Linked DNA regions of Homo sapiens: regions 1, 2 and 4 are each linked to region 3. A link is a contact called in ENCODE Hi-C or POLR2A ChIA-PET data. All regions are on one chromosome and are shown on one strand. Each heading gives the region's core, a stretch centred on a gene start or an enhancer-like site at or near the end of the contact. The rest is flanking DNA. Distances are from core to core; before and after follow the strand shown.

The links. A loop is a pair of places that touch in the nucleus more often than their neighbours do. ChIA-PET counts read pairs that join two places held with the same protein, here RNA polymerase II (POLR2A). Pooled maps may share reads with other maps.
Region 1: a pooled map shows a loop between it and region 3 (7-fold over the local background). The contact joins the promoter of PPP1R18 here to the promoter of DDX39B-AS1 in region 3. A Hi-C loop is called at or near these places in 1 of 37 single-sample maps with no recorded cell type and 8 of 50 pooled maps. POLR2A ChIA-PET finds 5 or more read pairs at or near these places in 2 of 52 experiments (A549 and PC-9).
Region 2: a pooled map shows a loop between it and region 3 (4-fold over the local background). The contact joins the promoter of PPT2 here to the promoter of DDX39B-AS1 in region 3. A Hi-C loop is called at or near these places in 1 of 168 maps with a recorded cell type or tissue (B cell), 1 of 37 single-sample maps with no recorded cell type and 11 of 50 pooled maps. POLR2A ChIA-PET finds 5 or more read pairs at or near these places in 2 of 52 experiments (HEK293 and activated B cell).
Region 4: a pooled map shows a loop between it and region 3 (7-fold over the local background). The contact joins the promoter of MDC1 here to the promoter of DDX39B-AS1 in region 3. A Hi-C loop is called at or near these places in 1 of 37 single-sample maps with no recorded cell type and 6 of 50 pooled maps. POLR2A ChIA-PET finds 5 or more read pairs at or near these places in 1 of 52 experiments (OCI-LY7).

Annotation. Positions count from the first base shown.
Region 1 is chr6:30,685,184-30,688,053 of GRCh38, forward strand. PPP1R18 (protein phosphatase 1 regulatory subunit 18) reads right to left here and starts at 1,462. Exons shown (of 3, transcript NM_133471.4): 1 at 1-1,462. The coding sequence starts at 835. NRM (nurim) reads right to left here. Exons shown (of 4, transcript NM_001384369.1): 4 at 2,866-2,870.
Region 2 is chr6:32,152,786-32,155,799 of GRCh38, forward strand. It overlaps PPT2 (palmitoyl-protein thioesterase 2), which reads left to right and starts at 1,356. Exons shown (of 9, transcript NM_005155.7): 1 at 1,356-1,619; 2 at 1,802-1,992; 3 at 2,245-2,398; 4 at 2,903-2,998. The coding sequence starts at 1,810. It overlaps PPT2-EGFL8 (PPT2-EGFL8 readthrough (NMD candidate)), which reads left to right and starts at 1,214. Exons shown (of 16, transcript NR_037861.1): 1 at 1,214-1,619; 2 at 1,802-1,992; 3 at 2,245-2,398; 4 at 2,903-2,998. LOC100507547 (a long non-coding RNA gene) reads right to left here and starts at 1,580. Exons shown (of 3, transcript NR_037172.1): 1 at 1,504-1,580; 2 at 952-1,051; 3 at 17-387. It also overlaps a transcript of PRRT1 not described here.
Region 3 is chr6:31,541,047-31,543,746 of GRCh38, forward strand. DDX39B-AS1 (DDX39B antisense RNA 1) reads left to right here and starts at 1,258. Exons shown (of 2, transcript NR_133675.1): 1 at 1,258-1,350; 2 at 1,663-2,092. It overlaps DDX39B (DExD-box helicase 39B), which reads right to left and starts at 957. Exons shown (of 11, transcript NM_004640.7): 1 at 904-957. ATP6V1G2-DDX39B (ATP6V1G2-DDX39B readthrough (NMD candidate)) reads right to left here. Exons shown (of 13, transcript NR_037853.1): 3 at 904-1,102. SNORD84 (small nucleolar RNA, C/D box 84) reads right to left here and starts at 132; the gene lies at 55-132. RefSeq lists enhancers at 387-1,586, 464-1,385 and a silencer at 699-1,614.
Region 4 is chr6:30,715,755-30,718,667 of GRCh38, forward strand. MDC1 (mediator of DNA damage checkpoint 1) reads right to left here and starts at 1,527. Exons shown (of 15, transcript NM_014641.3): 1 at 1,491-1,527. RefSeq lists enhancers at 176-923, 1,672-2,419.

The sequences.
Region 1 (2,870 bases), core at 212-2,711, 860 kb before region 3:
TTCTCCCACATTCTTCCGAGTAGTCTTGTCTTTCTTCTCCTGACCTCAGCCTCCACTCTGTTGCCTCCAGTTGTACCAAACTCTGTTCCTGAGACTCTCTGGAGTCAGGTCTCCATTTATGGGCCTCTGTCAGGCCCAACTTCTGGTAGGCAGATTCCCCTGGGCTCAGTCTACTTTCCACCTCTTTTCTCCTGGGGCTTTGCTCTCGAGACTCTGCTAGTCTCAGACTCCGCTCTGGAGTTTCTCCAGGACTCAGCCTCCATTTCCATGCCTCTGACAGTCGGGAGCTCCTGTCTCCCACCTCTCCTGGGCTTTGCCTCCAGTCCCGAGCCTCCAGAGGCCTCAGGCTCAACTCTTGGGCTCCCCCTATCCCCAGCCTCCTCTCTCTGGTCTCCCTCGGACTTAGTCTCTCTTCTCTTGACTCTCTTCCCTTGGGGCTCTGATCCCGCATCTCCCCAGGGCTGGGTCTCCGCTCCCGGGCCTCCAGAGGCCCAGGCTTTCTCTCTGCTAGCAGCTCTTCACTCCGTTGTTGTTGCTGCTGCTGCTGCTGCCGCTCCTGCCGGATGAATCGGTTCTGGTGCACTGGCCCGATGGCCTCCAGAAGGACCGCAGACTCATCCGGGTCTGGAGGTCCAGCCTCTACAGTCCCTAGCACAGGGCTAGGCTCCCCAGGGGACAGCCCAAGCTTGGCCCGGCGGCGCTCCAGGAGCCCTCGTTTCCAGGCTGGCATCTGGGACAGGCGCTCCCGTTCTGCTTTCTCTCGGCCTCGAACGGACGCCTCCTCCTGCCGGCGCCGGGCTAGCAGCTGTAGCTTCCAGTCTGGGATGGTGGCCATGGTCGTCTTGAGGTGAGGGTAGGGAGCACTGGGGACAGAGAACAGGAAGGAGAGGCTCCAGAGAGTGAGACAGCCCGGGGGTGAGACTGAGGGTGGGAGGAGAGGAAGTGGAGGGGGAGAGGTGGGACACAAAGCAGGGCAGAGGGGCTAAGGATGAGGACAGAGGGAAAGACGGAAGGCAGAGAACTGGGGAAATGGAAAAAGTGAAGAGAAGTTGTGAGCCCAAGTTGGGGGTGGTGGGGGTGATGTGAGAGGAAGAGTCCGGATTGGAGGCAATGAGGGCAGGAGCCAGATGTGGCAGCACAGGGTTAATGCGTATTAAAGACCGTCTCTAGGATGTGAGAAAGAGAGAGAAGGGCGAAAAGGAAAGTTGGCGTGAGGGAGAAGAGAGAAATGTGGCAGGGGTGAGGGGAACCTGGGTGCAGGCCAGGCTGCCTCAGCGATACCCCAGGGAGGCTAGTGTGGGAAGGAAGGACCAGGAATCCCTGAAAGGACCAGGAGGCAACGGGACCTGAGGGGGTGTTGGGGAGGCAAGGAGGGGCGGAGAGCGAACAGGTCTAGAGGAGAAGGGAAACCAGGGAAGAGGGGAAAGGAGGGCGGCGGCAGCAGCCGGGCGCGTCTCAGCGCGGGCCCCAAAGGTCCCGGCTCCGCTTCCAGCACCGCTCGGGCCACGCCTCTCCCCAGCCCCCACCCCTCTGCCCCGCACTCCGCCCCCGAGGCGGGTCGGGGGAAATAGCCACCCCCGAGACTTTCGGAACCCGGGCGTCAGGGCTGCCAGCGCGTTCCCAGAACCCTGGCGTCCACCCCCACCCTGTCCTGTCACCACCGCCTGCCTCCCCCACCGACTGCCCCACGCGACCCCAGAGTGCCAAGGGCCGGCTCCATGTCTCTTCTCCCCGGCGCCTGCAAGTCCTGCGCCCCGTCCCCGCTCTCATGAAGCCGTGACAGAGCCGGCCGTCTCCACCCCGCTGTAGCCGCACAGACTGACAATCTCGGCACAAAGAGGAGACAGCCAAGGTCCGGGCCAGGGACGGGAGCAAGGACAGGGGCGAGGAGACACCCACTCCCCAAGTCTGAGCCCCTCAGTCAACTCACAGGCCGCGGGACCCCCGGGGGAGGGGGTGCGGAGGAGCCGGGCGTCCAGAGAGAGGAAGAGGAGGAGAGAGGGACCGAGGGAGATCCGGAGACTGGAGGGAGGGGAGGAGGGAGGGAGAGGAGGAGGGAAAGAGGCAGCAAAGGAGGAGGGACGGAGACAGAGACCAGGGGGCCGGGCGGGGGCGGCGACCGCTTTGTCTAAGGACAATGAGGAGAGGGAAGGGGGCGCAGGGCGGAGCCGAGGAGAGGGCGGGGCCTAGATCCCTCCCACCCCGCGTGGGACTCGCTGCGGGACTGCCCTCTTCTCGCCCCAACCACTGGTCCTCCGCTCTGTCCCCAGGGGCCCTCACCAGCTTCCCGCCCGGACACGCCAGGTGTCCAGATCCCTTCCCCCAGCTCGCCGACCCAGGGCGGTGGCCCGTGACTCAGGCCCCTCGTGGGACTTTGGGAGGAAGCGGCAGCTGCTCCGAGCGGGGCCCGCCCTTCCCATCTCCTGCCGCTCCTCCCTACGCTTTTGCCTTCTCATCTGGGTCTGTAGGTCCAGCCTCTGAAGTCCTTTGTTTTGCGGGGTCGAGGGCAGCCGCCAGGCTGTGGGGGGCTTTGTGGATGGGCGGCAGGAGAGGCGCTCAGAAGCCAGAGGTTTTGGATGCTCCCTCCCCTACCAGAGCTGCTGCCCCGACTCTTTCTAGCTTCAACCTGTCTCCCTTGGGTCTACAGGTCGGCTGCCGGGAAAAAGGGGATTTGAAGGAATGGGAATGGGGACCCGGCCGCTCTGGCAAAGTGGGGGCGGGTCTGCGGGGGTGGCCGAACCCCAGCGGTTGCCAGAGGGCGTGGTGGCTGCCCAGACTCCAGTTCGGTGCTCCCAGGCTCCCTCTGGCTTTCTTTCCCAAACTCAGCCCTGTAGCTTGGGAGACACTGACAGACTGCATGCCATATGTAG
Region 2 (3,014 bases), core at 106-2,605, 610 kb after region 3:
CTGAGTCGACCTGCAGTACAGCGTTATTAGTCTTTTTATTTGCTTATTGCATCTTGGGAGCGCGTGGGTGGGTGAAGGGAGCGAGGATAGGAAGTCTATGGAGATTTACACCAGTTTTTTTTTTTTTTTAAACAAAAACACAGCCAGATAATTATTATTCTTCCCTTACGTCCCCCCAGCCCCCACCTGGGGCAGTCGCTCTCCCGGCTGCGTCCCTTTTCGTCCATGTCCTAGCAGAGACTACAGAGCAGTACAGAGGCTCTCGCTGAAACCAGTCCCAGGCTCCACAGAGTCAGATCACGGCTTCACACCAGTCGTTCTGGTCACTTAGGCGTTCGCGTGAGCGCTCAACCCCTTACCGCCACCTCATCGTCACTCTACACCATTCTGAGCGCAAAAATGTTTTGATTGAGACAAATTTAGACCAAGCAATGACCTTGTAAACAGAGAGAGGGGCTCAGACATGCTGAGAAATCCTTATCTCTAGAGAAACGTCTTTAAATGCTAAGTAAAAGCCCTAGCAAGTAAAAGCCCTGAGGCACTAGGGTGTCGGTTAGGGGTCACAGGCGGAGAGGTGGGGCGCCTGGGGGTTTCGGTAGGGAGCCACCCACAGATAACTCAGACAGCCAGATTCTGGGGGTCGTTCAGGTTGAAAGACTGGTCGAAATTACGCGGGCATGAGTCAGCGCATCCCTACGCGCCCTCCGCCCCTTGAGGGTGGGTCGCTTATAGGGAGGGGAGTAGAGTAGGGCAGGAGAAACTGGGCCAGGCTGCACTTAGCTCAAGGGGCCTCGAGGACTCTCTGCGTCTCTGGAGACAAGGGCACTACACGCACTTCAGAATGAAGAGTTGTAAGTCGCTGACCTGGGGCGGACTGGAGGGTGGGGTGGGGTGGGTGTTGAGGGGCACGCCCGGGCTGGCATCAGCCCTCCAGGCCACCCTGCCACTCACCCAGCACACGGCAAAATGCAGAGGACTACCTTTCCCTGGTCCGCCCCCTGGCCGCCCCTTGGGGAATGCAAACTTCGTGTTCTGCTGCGGAGCCAGACGCCTGTATTGGGAAGTGGGGAGAATCAAGGCGGGGAAATCGGACTTTTGGGTCGCTGGGGGCAACGAAGCCTGGAGAGGCCTTCTTTCCATTCCCAGAATATGTTTGCTGCTTTTTCCTCTCCCCACTGGCCTAAATGGATCGCTCCGCCTGTTTCCTCCCCAGCACCTAGGGCGCAATGGAATATTCCATTGCCCCTCCTGTCCTGGGTCTGTGTTGCGGGGAACGCTCGCGCGGTTGCCAGAGAAAGCCCCGGACGTGACGGATTTGCGCGACCCCAAGCAGCCCGCCCTTCCCCCTCCCATCCGTCATTCCCCTGCGCTCTCTTTCCTCACCCTTCCCCCCGCCACCGTGGGTTCCAGACTTGGGATAAGTAAACAGCGGGTGGAGCGAGGCCTACGGACCCAGGCCAGGTGGGAGTCTGCACTCTTCAAGGGGCCTGGGCTGCTGCTCACGGGTATTAAAGAACTCCGCGTTGTTCATGGCTGAGGCGATGCATTAGGAAGATCCTGGACCTAGAGAACAAGTCCCCCGAACGCTGAGTTGGAGGCGGGACTTCGGGTGCGCGTTGGTGCGTCAACGTGGTGGGGGGGTGTGTTTGTAGGGAGAGGGCTGGAGTAAGTTAAAAGTAGGCTATTTTGTGACACGGACCTGGTGTGGGAGCGAGAGGAGGTGGCTTGATTGCCGGGCGTCTGTTCCGAGGGAGGAGGGTGTTGCCATCTCCCTCACATGCCCTTATCACCCCTTTCTCAGGCGGGAGCATGCTGGGGCTCTGCGGGCAGCGGCTCCCCGCGGCGTGGGTCCTGCTTCTGTTGCCTTTCCTGCCGCTGCTGCTGCTTGCAGCCCCCGCGCCCCACCGCGCGTCCTACAAGCCGGTCATCGTGGTGCATGGGCTCTTCGACAGCTCGTACAGCTTCCGCCACCTGCTGGAATACATCAATGAGGTCTGGCAGGGGACACCTGGGTGCAGGGCGTTAGAGGCGTCTACTGTGGCAGGGGAGGGAGAGCGGGGAACTGAAAGCCACCCCTCTGGGCCTGCCCAGTTCCTCAGGGAGCTGGTGCTGGCGTGGGGGAGAGTTGGGGGACGGGATCCCTGGTTCTAGCAGGGTACAATAGACCTGTGGACGCGGGCCAGGGGGTGGCGTGTGGGAGCTTCTTAGCCTATCCCCGGTGGCTGCATTGCCCCCTTCCCACAGACACACCCCGGGACTGTGGTGACAGTGCTCGATCTCTTCGATGGGAGAGAGAGCTTGCGACCCCTGTGGGAACAGGTGCAAGGGTTCCGAGAGGCTGTGGTCCCCATCATGGCAAAGGCCCCTCAAGGGGTGCATCTCATCTGCTACTCGCAGGGTAGGCGACTCCCCTGCCCCTAACTCCTAAGCCCTATCTGAGGCTTGATCCTTATCTGAGGGACACTTCCTAGCGTCCCTTTTTCTGAACCACATTGCTCCAGGCACAACCCTGGTACCTGAGCCCTTCCTTTCTGACTTCCCTCAGCACCTGGGTCTCATCTCTGTCTTGAATGGGAGGGAGGCTCCCTACACTGCTGCCCTTTTGCTTCCTGTTACCCATGGTTCTTGGACATAAGGGCTAATGGGGCAGGTAAAAACATCCTAGAACTAGAGGCAGGAGGCCCAGCATCTAATTCGGGCTCAGTCACTTATATGATGTGTGACCTTTTGGCACAGGGTGTGCCTGCCTTCTGTAAGCCTCAGTCTCCTTTGTGTACAGTGTGTGTCTGTGTGTGTCTCTGTGTGTGTGTGTGTGTGTGTGTGTGTGTGTGTGGTGGGGGTGGGGGGTGCTGCTGGCTTTGCTGTCCTTAAGTGCCTGCCCAATGTGGTGTTCTGCTTACAGGGGGCCTTGTGTGCCGGGCTCTGCTTTCTGTCATGGATGATCACAACGTGGATTCTTTCATCTCCCTCTCCTCTCCACAGATGGGACAGTATGGAGGTGAGTGGGCACTAGA
Region 3 (2,700 bases), core at 8-2,507:
GGAAGACTCCGCTTTCCCTATTATAATCCCACCGTTATGGATGCCTAACTCAGCAGCCATCAGTCAAGGGTGATAGATGAGGGTCATCACTGCGCAAAGCGCTCACCTTTCGAAAAGAAAACATCATATGGCCGCCGTCCACCTCCCATAGCTCTCAGCCTCCCACTTCTCAGTATCCTCCCTTCCGCTGTTTAAGCAAGCCTTGTGTAATTAGCATGGGGGGGAGGGGCGGTGCAAGACAAATGGCTCGGCCACAAAAAAACAAAATTCATGTCTCCACCCTACAATAAGAAAGCTAATAGGTGACAGAGAAAGGCAATCCCCGCCCAGGCTTTAACAGGATCTTTACCAAGTGGTCTCACATCACTGTTACGCTACGAAGGTGAGACTCCTTTTGGAGAAACATACAATGACACCAATCGTATCGTAAACACTTGGAAGGCACTCCAAATTAAGTTGGGCAAGTCAAGGTGAGAAAAATCCAACTGGGCCCAGAAACCAGCTCCTCCTCCCAGTCCCACCGAGGGCCGAGAAAGAGCTCAAGAAAGGACAAGGAAGGTGAGAAGAGCCCCGCCCTCCGCAAATACCAAGACCAAGGGACGCCGAGCGCCGCCTCTCATTGATGCTGAGGCCTCCAATATGAGAAGAACCCATTGGAAGAAGGGAGCAAAACGAACACAATGGCGCCGAGGACACCATCTTGGATTGGGTCCCCCCTTAGCTTCCCTTCCTTCCCCCAGGAGCTCTTTGCTCTCGAAAGGGATGCAAGCTAAGGAAATAGCGAACCAACTAGGCCCCAGCGACCAGACCATCGCCTGTGAAAAGGGTATCAGGAACCCATGTGACGGGATGGGTGCGGAGAAGCGCAGATGGAAACGGATTGTAGCGAAGGCCAAAGCTTACCTAAACAGGGAGAGCGCGTATGGCGGCAGCAACAGCGACGAAGGAGGGAAATCTGCCTTCACTTCCGGTTGCAGGCTTCCCTCTACTCCAGCCTCCCGCCTTCTTGGCTGCAAGAGCGCAGGCGCAAGGGACCGGAAACAGGGCCTTCCGCGGTTATACAGATCCGTGCGCTCCAGGCTTGCCTTTGGAAAATGCCTGTCTGAAATTTGTTTTAAAACCGTTTCTAACTTCACTGCTACCGCCAGTAACAAAAGATATAAAGGAAACTAACGTCTCCCCCCCACTGTTATCTTTATTCTCTTATCCTACTCCTCTCCATGCCCCTCATCTCTTCGTTTAGGTTTTTGCCACGCAGGTCTTCTCTGTAGGCACCCCTCCATGGATGCGCGAGGAACGAGTGTGGCGAAGGCTGCGAGTTCCCACGGGGTCCTTGGCCCGGTAGTGAAGGTGACCTGAGGACTGCTGGGCACGCACTAGGAACCGGCAGGCCCTAGCTGAGGGGAGGGAGGAGGGAAGTCTCAGGGAACTGGATTGCTCGGGGGTGTTTCCCGACTCTTTCCCAGTCGTGGGGCTGGTGGGCGGTATTTTCCCAAAAGGATGCTGTCCGAGGTAGCTGATGCCCTAGGGCCAGTGAGTCAGGAAGGTGTTCTGAATCCGAGCGGGAAGACGGGGTCTGGATTCGGCCCCAAGTGTTAATAGTAGGGCTTGAGGGTTATACTACATTCCATTAATACTGTTTTTGTTTTTGTTTTGAGACAGAGTCTCGCCCTGTCGCCCAGGCGGGAGTGCAATGTCCTGATCTCGGCTCACTGCAACCGCTGCTTCCCGGGTTCAAGCGATTCTCCTGCCTCAGCCTCCCGAGTAGCTAGGATTACAGGCGCCCGCCACCACGCCCAGCAAATTTTTGTTTTTTTAGTAGAGACGGGGCTTCACCCATGTATGACCTCAGGTGATCCACCCACTTCGGCCTCCCAGAGTGCTGGGATTACAGGCGTGAGCCACCGCGCCCGGCCCATTAATACTGTTAATTCGAGCAGAATGTTCTTGGCCCCGCCCCAACAGCCCCATTGTTCAACCTGGATTTTTTTCCTGAATGAAACATTTGCTATCCCCGTCTTTGAGATGGGGAGCTACAAAAGTAAGACCTGATGTCCTGCTGTGTAATAAAACAACAAACGTTTGGCCCTCTCCCTGTTAACATACTTAATCATTTAATACTAAGGAGTAGGTACCGTTATTCTCATCTTATTGACAGAAGCGAAGCAAAGCAACATATCTCAAGCAGTACGGCTGGTGAGGTTACAGCCAGGATGCAAACATCTCTCATTCTCTATTGTATTCTGCCTCCCTGCTCAAAGAATCTGGTTAGTAAATACACTGCAGGTTACCTTATTGGTTCAAATTCTTGGTGAAGTAAGCTTGTCTTCAGTGACAAATGAAGTAACTAATTCAAGAATGGTGTCATAGAAGGTATTTTCCCAAGTATCATTTAATTTATTCAAAAGTATTTATCAACTGCCTCCCTTGTGCCACATGTTGTCCTAGGATCTGGGGACACAACGGTGAACAGCCCTGTTCTCACAGTGTTTACATTACAGGAAAGAAAACACATAAACACAAATATAATGTCAAGTATCGATAAGTGGTCAGGGTGCAGTGGCTCAGGCCTGTAACCCAACCCTTGAGGAAGCCGAGCCCGAAGGATTGCTTGAGCCCAGGAGTTTCAGACCAGCCTGGGCAAGTGAGACCCCATCTCTACAAAAAATTTTAAAATTAGCAAGGCATAGTGGCACTCGC
Region 4 (2,913 bases), core at 277-2,776, 830 kb before region 3:
TGTCAAGCACTGTTCTAATTACTTTATATCGACTCTGACTCATTTAATCTTCACAAGAACCTTGTAAAGTAGTATTACTATCTTCCATTTCTTCAGATAAAGAAACTGCAACATAGCTGGGTTAAGATTTTCAGATCTCCTTGAAACATACATAAGCATATATAAGGTTAAGACTTGCCCCAAATCACTCAGATGTCTCTCCTCTAAAATCTTGATGGTTTTTCGTGCACACAGAATAAAATCTAAACTCCTTAGCGAGACCCTCCATGATCTGAACTTCACATCTTGTAACGCCTACCCCTCGCCCGCAAAAGCCTATGGTTCAGCCAGACATTTTCCCCAGTCTTCGAACACACTGTTCTTGTCTTCCCACATCTTCATGCCTTAGCCCAATTCCTTGGCTTTTTCCCACCTAGTTTTCTGGTCCAACTTCTACCATCCTTTAAGATTCAGTTCAAATGTCACTTTCTTTCTTTTTTTTTTTTTTGAGATGGAATCTCGCTCTGTCGTCCAGGCTGGACTGCAGTGGTGCTATCTTGGCTCACTGCAACCTCTGCCTCCAGGCTTCAAGCGATTCTCCTGCCTCAGCCTCCCGAGCAGCTGGGATTACAGGCGCCCGGCATCACGCCTGGCTAATTTTTGTATTTTTAGTAGAGACGGGGTTTCACCACGGTCTCGAGCTCCTGACCTCAGGTGATCCGCCCACCTTGGCCACCCAAAGTGTTGGGATTACAGCAGTGAGCAACCGCGCCCGGCCTCAAATGTCACTTTCTCAGCAAACCCTTTCCTGGCGTGTTCCCTGCCTTCTCGTGTTCCTGGTGTATCCTGCCTGTTCCACAGTGGTCAATGGATTTGTGCTTACTCTAAGATCTCTCGCTATATTGTAACCATTACTTTCCATTTCTGCCTTCACACTCACCCACCTCCAGGACTGGATTAGGGGAACCGTGTCTTTCCCCTAGGGTCCATCATATTCATTCAATGGTTATGGTATACCTGTTTGAAGTATTTGGTATACATCTGTGAACCAAACATGAAATCGACCCTGCCCTCGGGAAGGCTCATCACCGAGCCTACTGATGAAGGAACAAATGAGATGGAAAGAAAATAGCATAAATGGAATTCACCTGAAAATATGCCACTCTAGAGGGAAACTGTTGACAGGTAGGGAAAGTAGGATGCCCCATGGATAAAGTGTCAACTCCGTCTTTATGACAGGCCAACTCAGCGGGTGCCCACCACGCTTGGCTCCAATTCAAAGAGCCACCATCTTTGGTCCCCACCTCAGTGGGTTCCCTTGTGGCCCGACGTCTCCCTGTGTCTTCATACCTAAACTCGGAGCGGGGCGCCAGGTAAGGATGAGTATTACAGTCCGAGAAGCGAACTTCCAAGTCACCTCCGCCCAGTCGCACCCAAGGTACGCCCCTCCCGCCTTCTGGGGGAACCAAGATGGCTCCCGGGGAGCCGTGGGCCAGGCCCCTAGAACTCACCTACTTTAAGTCCCCGCGCGCGCCACCAGTAACGGTCGCGACCCAGGTGGAGCGACTGCGTGTGCCGAAAAAGAGCTTATTTGCTGATTGGCTTCTGCCGCTGTCTTTCACAACCGCAGCCAGTCGAGCGGAGGCACACCCAAAGCCCCGCCCCCTTAGAGTTCAAATAGGTGGTGTCTCCCAGGCTGCTGAGATCAGTTAATGAGACGGTAATTGAAGGCCGCCGTGCGCCAACAGAATAATGCACGTCGATTGGGCAGCTCCAAGGGACAACCCACTACCGCTTGCCCGCCCACCACCCACTTCCCGCGCAGTTCCAAACCGCGACCAGAGAGTCTGGCGCCAGCTGCCGGCAACGGATAGAGGGGCTGTGTCATAGACGTCCGACGTGTCTGGTAAGGCCAGAGCGCCTTTCCTCGGTCCTCCTAGACATGGTGTCCGCTGACTCATGAGAAATGAAAGTGGGTTGCGCGTTGCAGTCGTGGCTGGAGGCTGCAGTTTGGAGAACAGCCCGTAGGCGTGGCAGTTCACTCCTGTTGCATTGGAATTTCATTTCCTTTTGATTTGGTTTGTAGTAGAAGTAATATCTTTCTTCCTGGGAATACGTCTCTGACGGACATTTTGAGGTCATTTTCTTAAATCCAAGATCCTAAAGATCTGTAGTCGAACAGAGAAAACTGGTTTGCTCTCTGTCTTAAAGGCTGTCCCCACCTTTCGAGGGGCGAGGGAAGGATCATAAAATCATTTATTTTTATTTTTTAATTAACTAATTTATCTATTTTTTGAGATGGAGTTTTGCTCTTGTTGCCCAGGCTGGAGTGCAATGGCGCGATCTCGACTCACCGCAACCTCTGCCTCCCAGGTTCAAGCGATTCTCCTGCCTCAACCTCCCAAGTAGCTGGGATTACAGGCATGCGCCACCACGCCCAGCTTATTTTTGTATTTTTAGTAGAGACGTGGTTTCTCCATGTTGGTCAGGCTGGTCTCGAACTTCTGACCTCAGGTGATCCGCCCGCCTCGGCCTCTCAAAGTGGTGGGATTACAGGCGTAAACCACCGCATGCGGCCATCTATATTTTATTTTTTGAGACGGACTTTCGCTCTTGTTGCCTAGGCTGGAGTGCAATGGCGCGATCTCGACTCACCGCAACCTCCGCCTTCTGGGTTCAAGCAATTCTCCTGTCTCAGCCTCCCGAGTAGCTGGGATTACAGGCATGCGCTACCACGCCCGGCTAATTTTGTATTTTTAGTAGAGACGGGGTTTCTCCATGTTGGTCAGTCTGGTCTCAAACTCCGGACCTCAGGTGATTCTCCCGCCTGGGCCTCCCAATGTGCTGGGATTACAGGCGTAAGCCACTGCGCCCGGCCTATTTTATCTCACAATAAGACATGAAGAAAATGGTAACTATAACACTTGCATAATT